Regions from separate parts of the Homo sapiens genome. Here region 2 is linked to region 1. Evidence: chromatin loops called from intact Hi-C (ENCODE). Cell type or tissue: PC-3. All regions are shown on one strand.

Region 1 (8,000 bases):
TCTAGGGACTAATCAGGCAAGAACTGTGATCTGGTTCCTGCTTGAGCAGGTGTTATATGCAAAAAAGAAAATAGAAGAAAAAAAAAGAAAGATGCTTGGAAATACTACTAAACCAGAATCTGTACTAAAGCTCTGGCTGTATTAGTACCTCATCTACTAGGATGGAAATTATATTTTCTTTTTGAAAAATGAATTGCAGAGTTGAGGAAGAATGTTAGCATTAGGAATATCAAATTATCTTATTTTTCACCTTGCAAAGACTCACAAAACTCTTGGTCAGCTTTGTCCTTATAAACTATGGCTTAGATTGAGTTGTCATAAATATAAAAAATGTTTTTCATTTTGAGAATGTTTAGCTTTTCCTCCACATTGATGGGACTGTGATGTCTTGTGTTCTTGAAAACTACTGGGATTAATAGTGTGCAGAAGAGCCAAAATTGATCATTTTTTAAAGAAGTTTCCTGGAAATTTTTCTCATTAACTATTGGTCAGGGTGAAATATTGGTCATTAAGTATTGGTCTACCCTAAGATAACAGAAGTTATAGAGTTTCTGGAGAGATTCTAACTAGAAGAGATTCTCTTCAGGCTGGATGGCTTAGACATGTCCTGCCTGTAAGCAGAGAAATAGACTCAATGATCCCTGGTGCTCTTTTAGTTCTGTGCCTACTGGGCCCAGGATGGCTTGGCATGGAGGCAGCCTCCTTTGCAATAGGTGGTGGGAAATCACTACAGTAACACTGCTCAGTATCTGGCTGAGAGCAGAGCCAGAGCTGGGGAGCCTTCAGGAAGACCTGAAATGCTCAAGGAAGTTATAAGACTTTGACTGAACTGGCACACTGACAGCACAACTATTGGGATCAGCAAGCTTGATCTTTTTGAAAAAACGTATTATTTTTCATGTTTTAGGGACAGAGTTTTGCTCTGTTGCCCAGGCTGGACTATAGTGGTGCAATCATAGCTCACTGCAGCCTCAGTCTCCTGGGCTCAAGATACCCTCTTGCCTCAGACTGTAGCTAGGACTACAGGCACATGCCAGCATGCTCAGCTAATTTTTATATTTTTAATTTGTTTTTGTAGAGATGGGGCCTCCCTGTGTTGTCCAGGCTGCTCTGGAACTGATTCTCCCGCGTTGGCCCCCCCAAAATATTGGGATTACAGGCCTGAGCCACTGCACCCGACCAGCTTGATCTTGAGTAATAAATTGACCCTTAGTTAGAAAGGCTAATATAGACTAATTTTTGTGTTCATTCAACAAACATGTATTGAACATTGATCTGTGTGCCAGCGATGTCCTAGGTAAGGAGATACAAAGATAAGCAAAGCATCATTATTCATGATTTTATGGAGCTTATGATATGATACAGGAGACCTATATTAACTAACCATATGCATATACAATTACAGACTGTGATGAGATTCCTGAAGAAAATTACAGGGCACAGTGAGAGTGTACAAGATGGGAACCTAACTGGATAAAGAGGTGGTGGTCAGAATTTGAAATTGTGCAGGCTTCCCTGAGAACGTGGTTGAGATCTGTAGGACAAAGAAACTAGAAAACCAGGTAAGATGGAACTTTCCAGAGAGAGGCATGGGAAAGCTGCAGAGGTGGCCAAGTGAAGAGAACAGTGCTATAAAATGAGGCTAATGAGGAGTATGGTGGCAGCAGGGTTCACATAATCATTTTAGTCTTCAGCCAAAGTGCAACAGGAACACTTTGAAAAGATTTTAAGAAAGCAACGACAGAAGGAGTAGAATGATTAGATGTTAATTATGAACAATTCTGACTACAATGAAGAGAAATCAATGATGGTGCACAAGGTGGATATGCTGTGGTAGAAACAAGAGATGAGGGTAGCTTGAACAGGTGATTGCACTGGAGATGAAGAAAGGTAGACAGACTCCAGATCCCTATGGAGATTAAATTGACAGTAGTTGGTGCTGGACTGGGAAAACATCTGTGGGGCAGGGAAGATAAAAACTCCAGATTTGAATATATTGTGGATGCCCAGATGAAGGACACACTTGGATTTTTGGATCAGGTCAGAGGGAGGGTTTGGGAGGTTCTCTTGGTCTCTCTAAACTAAGTGAGGAAGAATCCTTCAAGCTAGATGTGGTGGAGGACAACATCTCCGTTCATCTTGGCCGTGCATTCCTGGAGAAGGTCCTCTAAGGCTTCCTGAGTATTGGCCTTAGATTTGGATTATTTCCAAAAGGCTCTAGGAAGGAAGGCCTCACATCCATCATGTTCCTTATTATAGGCCAATACTTAGAAGAATGTCCATCGTAGTCAAAATATGTCTCTTCAAATATTTACAGATAAAAATTTGATAGGTATTTTCCCCAAAAGAACAGAGAATTAGAAGTGATTATGGTAAGACAGAGAGAAGTCTAGGAACCCATGCCCAAGATGCCTGATATAGTGACTGTCTGATATCCTCGTCCCCCCTTTCTCCCTACCACACATCTTGTGCCTCTGTAGAGACTTATGCCTCTATGCCCCCAACACCCCACCTTCTCATGTATTTTAAAAACCTTTAAAAATTGCTTAGGTGAATATATTTGGTATTATTTTGGAGTAATATCACACCTGGTGACATTTGTTTTAAGGAGAGAATTTTTTAGTTGGATGAAACAGGGAGTTACCAAATTGTAGCTACTGGAAGGAAAGAACAAAGAACTCAGGTCTAGGCAAAACAAAAGAAAGAACACAATCAGGTAGGCCCAAGAATATGACTGAAATGGTTAGAAGCTTGGCAAAGAAAGTTCCTTCAGAGTCTAAACATCTTGGTAGCCCTGGGAGGTCTGGAAAGTCAGGGAGCAGCTTGTCAAGAATTCTAAAGCAGTGAAATGAAGCCAAGATGTGAATTCAAGGTGAGGAGGGGCCCCAGCAGACAACATTGGTGAACTTTACCTCCAAGAACAGACTATGGGGTGGTTAACTGCAACAAGAAGAAACCAGAGATCTACAAGTGAGCTGTCTCTGGGGCTAGGTCCAAGATGGGGATGACCTCACAGGCAGGCAGGTTAGTTAACTTTGCCCGAGAATTCTTCCATCTCATTCTTGCTGTGATTTTTTTTTCATTTTGATGCAAAAATGATGAGTATATCCTTCTTCAAAATTATGAAATGTATATCTAAGTGGATTGACACCATTTGTAATTTGATTTTTCACTCACCAATATGTTGTAAACTTGAAAGGAGAAAATTACCTCATAAGCAGATATTTCTGGAAAGGTGATTAAAAATGAATAGAATTACTAATACCTTCAAACGGACATGGTTTCAAGCAGCAGATATTAAATATTTTTTCTTTTCTTTTCTTTTCTTTTTTTGAGACAAGGTCTTGCTCCGTCTTCCAGGCTGGAGTGCAGTGGCATGATCACAGCTCAATGCAGCCTCAACCTCCTGGCTCAAGTGATCCTCTGCCTCAGTCTCCCAAGTAGCTGGGACTACAGATGTACACTACCATGCCAAGCTAACTCTTTAGTTTTTGTAGAGACAAGATTTCACTATATTGCCCAAGCTGGTTTTGAACTCCTGGGCTCAAGCGATCCTTCTGCCTTGACCTGCTGGGATTACAGGCAGACTTTCTTTGCAATATGTTAAGCATGTGTGTATATGCCTCTGTGTGTGTGTGCACGTGCACACTTGCACATGTGCATTAGCTAATCTCTCTGGCTGTTTACACCATATTATTAAGCAAAACATGTTGCATTCTGCCACTGCAGGCTTCTTCTTGTAAATAGTCTACAAACCTTTGCGAGCAGTATTGGCTATTGGAATCGGGAAACGTCTGTTTAGGGAACTCTTTCTTTTGGATGGGGTGTGGGCCCAGGGTCTATTCAATTTAGAAACATGAATATAAGCAAGATGCAGATCTAATCCCACTGTAACTGTAGACTAAAGAGAGCCTTTTTATTTAGCTCTATATCTTCATGGGGCTTCAAAGACCCTTCAAATGCAAGATTTCCAGCCATCTCAGGTGTAAGTTGTGCCACATGGTCTGGGTCTTGTTACTTTTACAATCATCAGAATAAACCAACCAAATGTAACATTATTCTTCTTTTGGAATGATTAGTTACTATGTCATTACATCTTTCCACCAGAAAACTGTGTGCATCAATGTTCTTAGGGGCTTGAATAGGATGTTCACCTCCATAGCTCCCTCTAGGAAGGCTTGTCTGAGTGTTGGGGAGTCTCTCTTCATATATATATATTTAGGTATATATTCTTTTGTTGCAGTCCTCTTATTCCTTTTCCTATCTTTTTCTTTCCTTCTGTTTGCAGTTCTATCTAGTGTTTTACTGCTGCCTTTAGCTTATACCCGTGTCACACAATGCTTGATCACCCTCCCTTTTCCTGTCCTTTTCAAAGCTTATCAGAACTGAGCTTTGGTCCTTCAGAGTCATCCTCAGCAAGGTAACAGAACATGTCTATCCACTCATGAAAATGTTTGACTTATCTTTTAATATTTAGATAAGAGATGATACTTAACATTCACAAGTTACTGTAAATGCTGGGGACCATAAGCATGGGGCAGGCCACGGTAAAGATCATTTTGAATGGGCAAGTCTTTCAATTTCCCTTACATCACACCAAGCAGGCAAAGCCTAAATACAGGGCAGGACTTGCCTATGTGATGTACCATTCCAGCCCTCCTTTTCAAAGAAAACTTGAGCAGGGACCCTGGGATACCACCAGCGATGGTGGGACTCCCTTTTGCAATCCAAATAAGCACGATCTAAATGAGTCCAGGTTGGAGCAGATAAGGAATGGGGTTGAAAAGGAGATGTGTTCTTGAAATCGGCCAATTTCATAGCCTGGAGGAGACATTTGTGGTTAGCTGAGTCACACTGCCTTGGGATTAGCCAGCTCTGCTTTCTGTTTCAACAATAAAAAGTCTTGCAAAGCTGCTGGCATGTGAGACAGAGGTATCCAGAAAATTTTGGCATCTTTTCCAGCGGCATAATGAGTCTTAGGGAAGAGACTTGTTAGAGCGTGGTCCATGCACTCTACCACCGGAGAGAGGTCCATGTTCACATAGGATTTATTGCCTTTCAGTTTGTCTAGACCTAAAAAGAGACAAAAGTACATTTACTCTTTGGTAGAAGGGGAAAGCAGAGTGGAAGTCTAGGGTGCAAAGGGGAGGATGGATACAAGGGGATTTATTCTGAATTGTCCATTATAATTGAGGCTCATTTTGAGGATTTACTATCTATTCCTCAGAAAATGATATTGCAATGCTTTCTTTAGACCAGCAGCTCTCAAGATTGGGTTGGCAGCAGATTCTTCTAGAGAGCTCATTAAAACCCAGGTTTCTCGGTTCCACCTCCAGAGTTTCTGACTGAGGTATGAGGTGGGGCCCAAGAATGAGCATTTCTAACAAATTTCCAGATGATGCTGATGCTGCTGGTCCAGGGATCAAACTTTGATCCCTCAGTGCTTTAGAGCAATGAGGAAACGATACTTCATAAAGCCCATGAGGCCCCTAAGCCTAGAAAGTTGTATGTTTGATTTCTAATTTGTTTTAGGGGATTATGTGTCTAGAGAAAATGTGGGTTGCACATGTGCTTGTGCATGTATGTGCATGCATGTGTGGATGTAATTGTGCACTTGTATACTTGTATAGGCTTCTATAATCTGTAAATAAAGAGAGAATCATCCCCAAATGTACTGACTCAGGAAGCTAAAAGGATCCCAGTTCTCATGCAAATGAGATGTTTGAATAATGAGCGAAGATACCTTTAGAGAGGCAGGGATTTTACAAGGGATTAGTGGTGGATTACAACCCCAGTCTTTTCAATACATGGTATTGGGAAAACAGTATATCCACATGAAGAAGAATGAAACTGAATCTTACACCATATAAAAAAATCAACTTAAAATGGATTGAAGACTTAAACATAGACCTGAAATTATAAAACTGCCAAAAGAGGCCTGGCATGGTGGCTCACACCTGTAATTACAGCACTTTGGGAGGCTGAGGTGGGAAGATCACTTGATCCCAGGGAGTTCAAGACCATCCTGGGCACCATAGTGTGACCTCATCTCTATTAAAAAAAAAAAAAAACTACTAGAAGAAAACATAAAGGAAATACTTCTTGACATTGGTCTGGGCAATGATTTCTTTGGATATGACCCCAAAAACACAAAGCTAAACAACAGCAAAACTAGATAAGTGGGACTGTATCCAACTAAAAAGCTTCTGCACAGCAAAGGAAACAGTTGAAAGAGTGAAGAGAAAACATACAGAATGGGAAAAAATATTTGCAAACTTTATATCTTAGGCACAGTTAATATCCAAAATGTATAAGAAACTCAACAGCAAGAAAAGAAATAACCTGATTAAAAATGGGAAGAGAATCTGAACAGACTTTTCTCAAAAGAAGATACAAATGGCCAACAGGTATATGAAAAAAATGTTTGTCACCACTAATCATCAGGGAAATGCAAATTAAAACCAAAATGAGATATCACCTCACATTTGTTAGAATGGCTACTATCAAAAGACAAAAGATAACAAGTATTGACAAGGGCATGGAGAAAACCTCTTGTATACTGTTTGTGAGAATGTAAATTAGTACAGTCATTATGGAAAATGGCATAGAGATTTCCCCCCCAAATTCAAAGTAGAGCTATCATATGATTCTCACATACTTTTAAACCATACCTGAGCTGTGTCTTCTCAAGGGAAAGTCTATGATGTTAGATCTTTCTTTCAACTTCAAGTCCCACTGGCCACAAGTTGTTCAAAGAACCTAATAAGTCTTAGTGGCTATTTTAAACTCCTACTATCCCAGCTTGGGAAATTAAGAAAAGATGACCTTCAATTTGTGGTCTACTTTGGGACCGTGACTTTGGCTGATCTCCAAGTCCTGACTTGAAAACTCTAGTGAGAACAACCAGTGTAAAACTGAGCTCAATGCCTTTTGGTATTTCTGAGACAGAACACATGAACCAGGAACCAAGCCAAAAATAATTGGAGATGGAAGTCAGTGATATATTCAAAGGCATTTAAAAAGTATCGGTATCAATATCAAACAGAGAAAGCTCTTTTAAATGAGGGGTTTTGTTTCTGAAGTATTAAGTTCCATCTTAGATGGAACCTACATAGAACCTTCAGAGTCAGGAACTGAAAAGTAGAGTATTTGATGGCAGTGGCTCTAAACCTATAGTGGCATGTCAGCACTAAGATGTTTGTAAGACCAGACATTTCAGTTGATATATAGATAATGTGTGTACCTCTGTGTGTGTGCATGTGTGTGTGTGTGCGTGTGTGTGTGTTTAGGGTAATGGTGGTTGGAGGAGTCAGTCATTTTAAAAACCTCTCCAGGTGGGTCTGACTTGGCTTTCAGCTCTGCCTTGAAAACTCCTGACCATGAACCTTGCCACAGTTGACAGTCTTACCAAGTCCACTGATTAAGAGGCCTGAGCACAGTTTGGAGGGAAAGAACTACCCATAGTTAGGTGGAACCCTGCTCAACTCAAAGCAGGAGGTCAGTGAGTACTTGAGGAATATCAAGTAAACTTTAACCGACCCAAGAAGTTTGTGGCGGAGGGGAAAGCCTGATAACAGGAGTGTAACCAAAGTCCTTAATGCCTTGTTCACATTATAGTGCCATGGCCAAGCATAAATGGCACGGTCAGGCTGCCTGGGTCCAAATCTAGCTCTTCCACTTACTGGTGGTACAATTTTGGTAAGTTATTCTCTATGCCTCTATTTCTATAAAATGAAGACGATAATAAGAGTTTTTTGGGGGATTTTAAATGAGTGTCCCTGTAAAGCACTTAGAATGGTGACAAGTACATAGTAAATATTTACTATTTGTTAGTTGTCATTATGTCATCTTTATTATTATTCTCCCATCTCTGACTCAATCTCTTGACCAGGAAGGCTCCTGGTGTCTTCCATCTTCTCCTCCATGTGTTCCTGCTCCAGAAAGTTTCCACCCAAGTAATTATTTCCTGTCCTTTCCTCTTATTCAAACCTGACCTGCCC
Region 2 (8,000 bases), 84 kb after region 1:
CATATTTCTGTTCAGCTAAAGATTTTGAATTCTCATATAGAACACATATCAGCTAATCACAGTCTGGTATGAAGGCGGGATTAGATGAGGTCTAATTTAGAAGACAGAAGTGAGGCATCAGGTAAGTTCCTGAAGTGGAGGTGGTGGAAACGGAAGGGTTAAAGGTATTTTAGAAATTTTAAGTAATTCACAGCAGAGGGAGGAAGTGGGAGTGGTAAGATTAGCTTTGGGCTGGGAGTGGTCAGGTCAGCCTGGGCCTCTGAGAGCCACACGTTTCTTATTGCGTGGGAAGTTTAAAAAATGGGTGTGGATGTAGATGAATGGCAAGGAGAGGATGAGTAGGAAGTTGAATGAGTTGCTTTGTTTTTAGAGGAGGTGAGCATGGAATGAGAAGATCACAGCAAATTTTGCCAGAGCTGCTGAGAAGAATGGGAGCAATCCGCAGAGAAATGAAGTGTGCATTGCATGTTGAGCTGGAGAGCACACATTCACTCCATTAATTCATTCGTTTTGCAAATATTGAGTGTCTATTTGGTATCAGACACTATTGTAGGTGCTGCGGGTATAGAAAAGAACAAAATAGGCAAAAATGTTGGCCCTTGAGGAGTTTACATTTTAGTGAGGGAGATATAATAAACATTGTAAATAAATCAAATGTATAGCATGGTAGCTAGTGATAATCTATCACTTTCTTTCTGAGAAGGAAAAATAAACTGGAAATGGAGCTATGAAATGGTGCGTGGGGGGTGGGGTTGAAATTTTAAAGACTTTGGCCAGGCAAGACTCTGTTGAGTAGGTGATTTCAAAGGAAGGTCTAGCGGAGGTGATGGAGCTGTCCCTGTGGTTACCTAAAGAAAATGCACCTGGGGAGAAGGAGTAGCAGGTGCCCGCACCCAGAGGTGGGAACAGTTGGGCATGGACAAAGGTCAGCAAGAGGCCAGGCAAGTGGGGTGTTGAGAACTAGAATATAGTTGGAGGAGGTGAGGTCAGAGAGCCAAGGGCCAGACCGTGGGGAGTCTCAGAAAAAATTTAGGATTCTTTTCTGGGCCAGAAGGGAAGCTTAGGGCAGCTGAGTACTAGACTCTGCCTGTGTTGGTATCCATTCACAAGGTGGTGAGGTTGTGTCCAGCAGGCCCAGCAGCCTGGCTTAAGGAGAAGAGGGCAAACAGCTGGATGGATGCAGGATGAAGTTTACAAGGATGATGTAGAGAAAATAATTGAGGATGATGGTGAGAGTGTGGTTCAAATGCCTGGCAGAGGGACCTTGGCTGCATGGGGAAGGAAGCAAAATCTTAATGGGGTTTAGCAATGGAAGGAAATGAAGGATTTAAAGGACTGCATGGCTCAAGTGAGGTTGACAAATAGGTGTGGAAGGAGGAAGGAAGCGAGAAAATGAGGTACATGGGCAGTCACAGAGTGCCAAGGAGTTAAACATGTCAGACAGTAGTTCCTGGTGACAGCAAGGTCCAGGGTGTATTCATGGACTGCGTGACTCAGGTTAAGTCAAGATCCCCGAAGTTGAAGAGGTCAAATACAGGTTAAACATGGCCTTATGGGAAATGAAATGAATGGGAAATATTAAGGAAATATGATTCTATGAAAAGTGTGGGCATGTTCTTGAATTTTTCATCATTATCAACATTATTTAATGTAGTTGTAATATTTTTAAGCATGAGGAAGCTTTAAAATTAGCTAATCCAACCACTTCAACTTACCCATGAGGAAATGCAGTCACAAATAGATTGAGGGTCATGACTGAGGGCAAAGAGTTATTTGTTGGTATAACTGGGAGTATAGAGGACTTTTTACTTTCTCTCCATACCTCTCAGGTGTTCATCTCTGTGAATCGCTAGTGAACCTGAGATTGAGCTATACTGAAATCTCTAGAAGAGGGAAATCTAGAAGAATAAAGCTTGTGTTTAAGATACTAGGTTTGGCCAGAATTTTCCAGCCAGTGGGGATTTTCTTTCTTACTAAAGAATAACTCATAAAATCACCACCTAGGGAGAATTTCCCATTGTATTGGAAAGGGTGGTCTTTAAATCCTTATGTTTTTCTCATCAGGTTACAAGATGAGAAGAAAGGTGATGGCGTTAGAGTTGGCTTCTTTCAATTGGTAATAAAACTGTGTTGATTTATGGCAGTGGGTGTGCAGCTATAAATTGTTTAGATCATGAGGGGAGTGTTAAATCTTTAGTCATATTGGCAGGTTTTTAACTTCAGTGATCACTTTTTCAGTCATAGGCTTTGCCTATGTGATAACATGCTGAATAACTATTAGAAATATATTGCTCATAAAGCATACAAATCCTATCCAATAGATCAGAAAAATGTCTTGGAAAATTATCACTAAGCCCATGGTTATCATATTTGTAAGGAAAGTCATCACAACAATCACATATATATATTTATTCTTATGACAAATCTTTAGAAATTTTAAAGTATAGGTGTTTACTCCAAATTTTCTCAGGATGGAGGCATTTCTAGGCAGAAATTGGCATTCTTCATAGTCACTATCAGTTCAACAAAACAATTTATAGTATTTCTCAATGCCCCACACAGTTTATCTACTTGGCAATGGCATCAATGACAGTGATTATTTTCCCCTAAGTTGTAGATGAGTAGCTAAAAACGAAAGTCAGCTCCTGAAATAAACAGAATGAATTCAGAGAGCAGGAAATTTATAACATGATCTAACAATGTAAGAGTCTAATGTTTTAGATAATTGATGTACCGTGCCGTTTATTTCAATATAATTAGTATACGAACTCTGCCACTCAATTAAGGTGATTCCCATGAAATTTGGTGTTGAGTACTATTCATGAGAATCTAGTAACTAAATTAAGTAGTCCTCCTACCTCTCCTGCTCTTCACCCATAGATGATCTCTGAACCCTTTGTTTTTCAAGTTTCGGTTTTCTTCATCAACTGACATTTGGCTGATGTTTGTGGGAAGTTTGTGTGCATTTCTCCATGGAATAGCCCAGCCAGGCGTGCTACTCATTTTTGGCACAATGACAGATGTTTTTATTGACTACGACGTTGAGTTACAAGAACTCCAGATTCCAGGAAAAGCATGTGTGAATAACACCATTGTATGGACTAACAGTTCCCTCAACCAGAACATGACAAATGGAACACGTTGTGGGTAGGTTGTTTTTGTTTTTAATTTTTTACTTTTTTGCTCATATCTTAAATTGTAATTCAAAATGTATAGAGGGGATTTTACTGGCTGAGCTGGAGTGGTATCTAACACAAAGAGAATAGAAACATGAGTTTACCCATATTTCTAGAAATTACTCTGCCTCAAGTTTCCTTCTATCTTACTATGTTTTAAAATCTTAATAGAAACAGGATTGAAAGTCACTCACCAAATACATTGCCAAAATGTTACCACTTTATTGAGTATAGGCTTGAGCATGACACTACCAATACTTAACGTCACTAGGGAGGTGACCCATGAATTTTACTTGAGTATCATCTCCAAGAGTTCTATTTTTCCCCCCCACCAACTCCCCTCTGCCCCTTAGCTTTGTGGCTGTGGCTGGTGATCCACTTGATCTTAACCCTTCCATCTGTAATGGGAATTTCATGAACAGGCTGCATTACTTTGAGTAAGGTACACTAGTCTCAACCAGTAGTTGAGTTTGTTTTTTTCTTTTTTCTTTTTTTTTTTTTTTTAAGATGGAGTCTCCTTTTTTGCCCAGGCTGGAGTACAGTGGTGTGATCTTGGCTCACTGCAGCCTCTGCCTCTTGGGTTCAAGTGATTCTCATGACTCAGCCTCCTGAGTAGCTGGGATTACAGGCGCCCGCCACTATGCCCAGCTAAATTTTGTATTTTTAGTAGAGATGGGGTTTCACCATTTTGGACAGGCTGGTCTCAATCTCCTCAGGTCATCTGCCTGCCTCAGCCTCCCAAAGTGCTGAGATTACAGGCGTGAGAAAACTAGGGCAGTGCTGTGATCAGAGGCAACCACGCAGAAGTAGCCAGAACTCACACAGACACAGTCACTATGCTACTGTTTTCTTTGTGATAAGCCTGACAGGCCACCTTGTAATCAGTGAGTCTGTCGTGTACTCAGGGCTGACTCACTGTCATAGCATGGCCTTTGCAGTGTGCCTCATGCTGGCTCAAGTTCAGAACAGCTTATTTGCACATAGGAACCCACATATTCAGGTTCAAGAATCAAGGGTGGGGCACATCTTGGCTAGAAAGACACTAGGAATGGCTCCCTCAGAGGAATTTATAGTTTTCACCTTCATTTTTGAAATTTTCTATAGGCTTGATTCCAGACTATGAATGAGTCCTTCTAAATCATTGACACTCTTCCATAATATTATCTCTCTTAGGGTCTTTCATTCATTTACTCATTCAACCAAAATTTTTTTAAACATCAAATATACCAGGAACTCATGAAAGCATCAAGGACACAGTTGTCTTAAGAGCATGGTCCTAGCCAGGTATGGTGGCTCATGCCTGTAATCGTAACACTCTGGGAGGGTGAGACAGGAGGATTGTTTGAGCCCAGAAGTTCGAGACAAGCCTGGGCAACATAGTGAGACCCTGTCTCTACAAAAATTTTTTTAAAAAATAGCTTGGCTTTGTGGTGTGCCCCTGTCATCCCAGCTACTTGAGAGGCTGAGATGGGAAGATCACTTGGGTCTGGGTGTTTGTGGCTGCAGTTGGCTGTGATTACATGGGTGACAGAATGAGACCCCATCTCAGAAAAACCAAAAGAGTCATGATCCCTATCTGTGTGAAGCTTAAGCCTAGTAAGCCATCATTCAGTCAATGATCATTTAAAAACATATGCAGTGACAGACTTGGAGGTACCTGACAGAAAACACAGGATAATATACAATGTGAATTATTCTTTATAAACAACAAGCCTACTTATTCTATATAAGTTCCCTAATGTCTAAATATGTATGTTTCTTTTCTAAAATTGGAAGTTTCTTTTCATTTGACAAACTCAGAGCAATTTGTATAAAAGAGAGATTGAGTTCAACAAAAGTCTTTGAAATCCTTCATTTATGCGGGAGGACAGAAGTGAACTGCTTTTTACAGAGGGGTTTGACCACAAAACATAAGATTAATCATTCTCCCCTTGGAGAAAAAAATGCATTCAGACCTATGTGTGATGTAAATTGACCCAAGCCACGGATAACACTTATGAGGATAAGTTTTTGAGGAAAAGGTCCTCAAGTATATCTTATCATGCCTTAAAATTTGGAAATAAATGTGAGAGGAGCCAAAATTTGAGGCATATACATGATACTAGGTGCTTATGAATATTTATCCAATGAATTAAAGAATGAATCTACTTTCAACATTTGCATCATAGCCATCTATTAAAAAGGAATTCTCTGTGGCCACTCATTACTCACTGTCTTCATTGTTACTGGATCACATACCTGAAGGCGAGCAAAGAATACAAACTGAGGCTTTCAGAAGTCCACTGGCTTTGGCTGAATTCACGTAATACCAAATGTGAATGGACATTTGTCCTTTTCTTTTTAAAAAAATTCATACAGATAGCTGAAATTGTATAGACTATACCTTTCTAGGCATTTCTTTACCAGGAACTCCTTGATGAGTTAAATACTGTCATCGTGAGTTATTGTGATCATTGACATGAATACTATTTGTTCTATTCTGAATAACATGTTTGTTTAGCTGTTTTATGGTAAGATCACCGCGATCTTATGACTTGGGTGGGACAGAGGAGAAAAGAGAGGACATTTTTCTACCTGTAAGTAGTTTATATACCTCCAAAGTCGCCCAAACTGTTTGCAGGTTTCTTTCGTGGAAAAAGTATATCATTAAAAGTACAGTTTCTCCTTTTATTACAATAGATGTATTAGCCTTAGAATATACAAGACAACCCAATAATTTTAGCAACAAAAGCATGTGTGTGTAATGACAGGAGCTGGTTTTACTATTTTATTATATTGGTTTCCACATGTCAATTGTAATCTAGTAGATGGAATTTTTAAGTTAAAGCCTTCCAGATGGCTGTCAGTGAATTACACTGATAAGGATTACAGAGTGTCAGGTCTCTTGATTAGCTTATCAGAATTTCTGGTCAGAACAGTCGAATAATAGATAAAAAAATGAAAGCAGATGAAGGAATAGGAAGTTAAAATACCACAGTTGCAATTTCATTTTATTTTCTTTTATCCAATTAAAGTGTAAACACTCAAATGGAAGCCACAAAGTCTCGTGTAACTTAATTGTAGAAGAGACATACTGTAATTTCTGCCATATTCTATGGGTCACAGAAACCAACCCTGGTGTAATTTGGAAGGAGTCTAAACAAGTGTGAATATTGCCAGATGAGAATTTTAGGGGCTTTTTGGAGGCTGATTACTACTGCGGGCATTGGGGAGCTCAAGTCTTCACTTCCTCTCATACAGATAAATCAATGCAGAAATCTAGGCCTGTCCTTTCACTTGGATTTCAGTCTATGTTCTTAGCAATATATATTCAGTTTGTATAAGCAAGCACTATTTTGTAGCTAGACAGTTTAGGCTATATACTTTTGTAATGGCTTTGTTGAGATACAATTCACATACTATAAAATTCACCCACTCGAAGTGTACAATTAGATGTTTTTTAGTATATTTACAGAGTTGTGCATTCACTGCCACAGTCAATTTTAGAACATTTTCTTTTTTTTCCTTTTTTTTAATTATACTTTAAGTTTTAGGGTACATGTGCACAATGTGCAGGTTTGCTACATATATACACATGTACCATGTTGGTGTGCTGCACCCATCAACTCGTCATTTAACATTAGGTATTTCTCCTGATGCTATCCCTCCCCCCTCCCCCCACCCCACAACAGGCCCCAGTGTGTGATGTTCCCCTTCCTGTGTCCATGTGTTCTCATTGTTCAATTCCCACCTATGAGTGAGAACATGTAGTGTTTGGTTTTTTGTCCTCGCGATAGTTTGCTGAGAATGATGGTTTCCAGTTTCATCCATGTCCCTACAAAGGACATGAACTCATCATTTTTTATGGCTGCATAGTATTCCATGGTGTATATGTGCCACATTTTCTTAATCCAGTCTATCACTGTTGGACATTTGGGTTGGTTCCAAGTCTTTGCTATTGTGAATAGTGCCACAATAAACATACGTGTGCATGTATCCTTATAGCAGCATGATTTATAATCCTTTGGGTATATACCCAGTAATGGGATGGCTGGGTCAAATGGTATTTCTAGAATTTTAAAACATTTTCATTACTAGAAAAAGAAACCCCTTGCCCCTCGGCCATCACTTTCTAGTACCTCATCCTCCTCCCTATCCCTAGGCAACACTAATCTGCTTTCTGACTGTAGATTTGCCTATTCTGAACATGTCATATTAATAATATCATATAATATGTGATCCTTTGAGATTGGCTTCTTTAACTTAAGCATGTGTTTTTTGCAGTTCATCCACATGTATTTTTATTGCTAAATAATATTTCGTTATATGGATATAATACATGTTATGTATCTGTTCATCAGTTGATGGACATTTGGATTGTTCCCACTTTTGAGCTATTACAAATAATTCTGCTGTGAACATTTGTATACAGATTTTTGTGTGGACATGTCTTCATTTCTCTTGGGTACATGTCTAAGTGTGGAATTGCTGTATCACATGGTAACTCTATGTTTAACTATTCTAGGAACTGCCAGACTATTTTCCACAGTGGCTGCACCATTTACATTTCTGCTAACAGTGTATGAGGGTTCTAATTTCTCCACATCCTCACCAGCACTTGTTATTTAGCATCTGTGATATCTCTCATAGGTAGAATAATGACCCCCAAAGATATCCAGGTCCTTATCCCTAGAACCTGTGAATGTTACCTTGTATGGGAAAAGGGTCTATGCAGACGTGATTCAGTTAACAATATCGAGATGGGGGAGACTATCCTGGATTATCCAGGTGGGCCCTAAATGCAGTCATGTGTGTTCTTAAAAGGGATGGTTGCTAAGAAGAAGG

The links. Hi-C counts contacts between places; a loop is a spot of excess contacts. Peaks named below come from ENCODE experiments on the same cell type or tissue, not always from the same donor. Only the 100,000 strongest peaks of a DNase experiment are listed, where the experiment ranks them.
Region 2: a loop joins it to region 1, with 3 times the contacts of the local background. A loop is called at or near these places in 8 of 110 quality-filtered maps.

What each region holds. Positions count from the first base shown.
Region 1 is chr2:169,092,617-169,100,616 of GRCh38, reverse strand. DHRS9 (dehydrogenase/reductase 9) reads right to left here. Exons shown (of 5, transcript NM_001376924.1): 5 at 4,450-5,073. The coding sequence ends at 4,850. Among named protein-coding and RNA genes, the nearest start is that of DHRS9, 27 kb to the right of the region's middle. In PC-3, a CTCF peak has its summit at 4,173; a DNase peak (open chromatin) is centred at 4,936; H3K4me3 peaks cover 509 bases; H3K27ac peaks cover 1,565 bases.
Region 2 is chr2:169,008,419-169,016,418 of GRCh38, reverse strand. It overlaps ABCB11 (ATP binding cassette subfamily B member 11), which reads left to right. Exons shown (of 28, transcript NM_003742.4): 4 at 2,065-2,116; 5 at 2,909-3,147. Among named protein-coding and RNA genes, the nearest start is that of ABCB11, 19 kb to the left of the region's middle. In PC-3, no CTCF peak of the experiment used is centred here; DNase peaks (open chromatin) are centred at 2,368, 4,078 and 5,558; H3K4me3 peaks cover 2,066 bases; H3K27ac peaks cover 5,904 bases.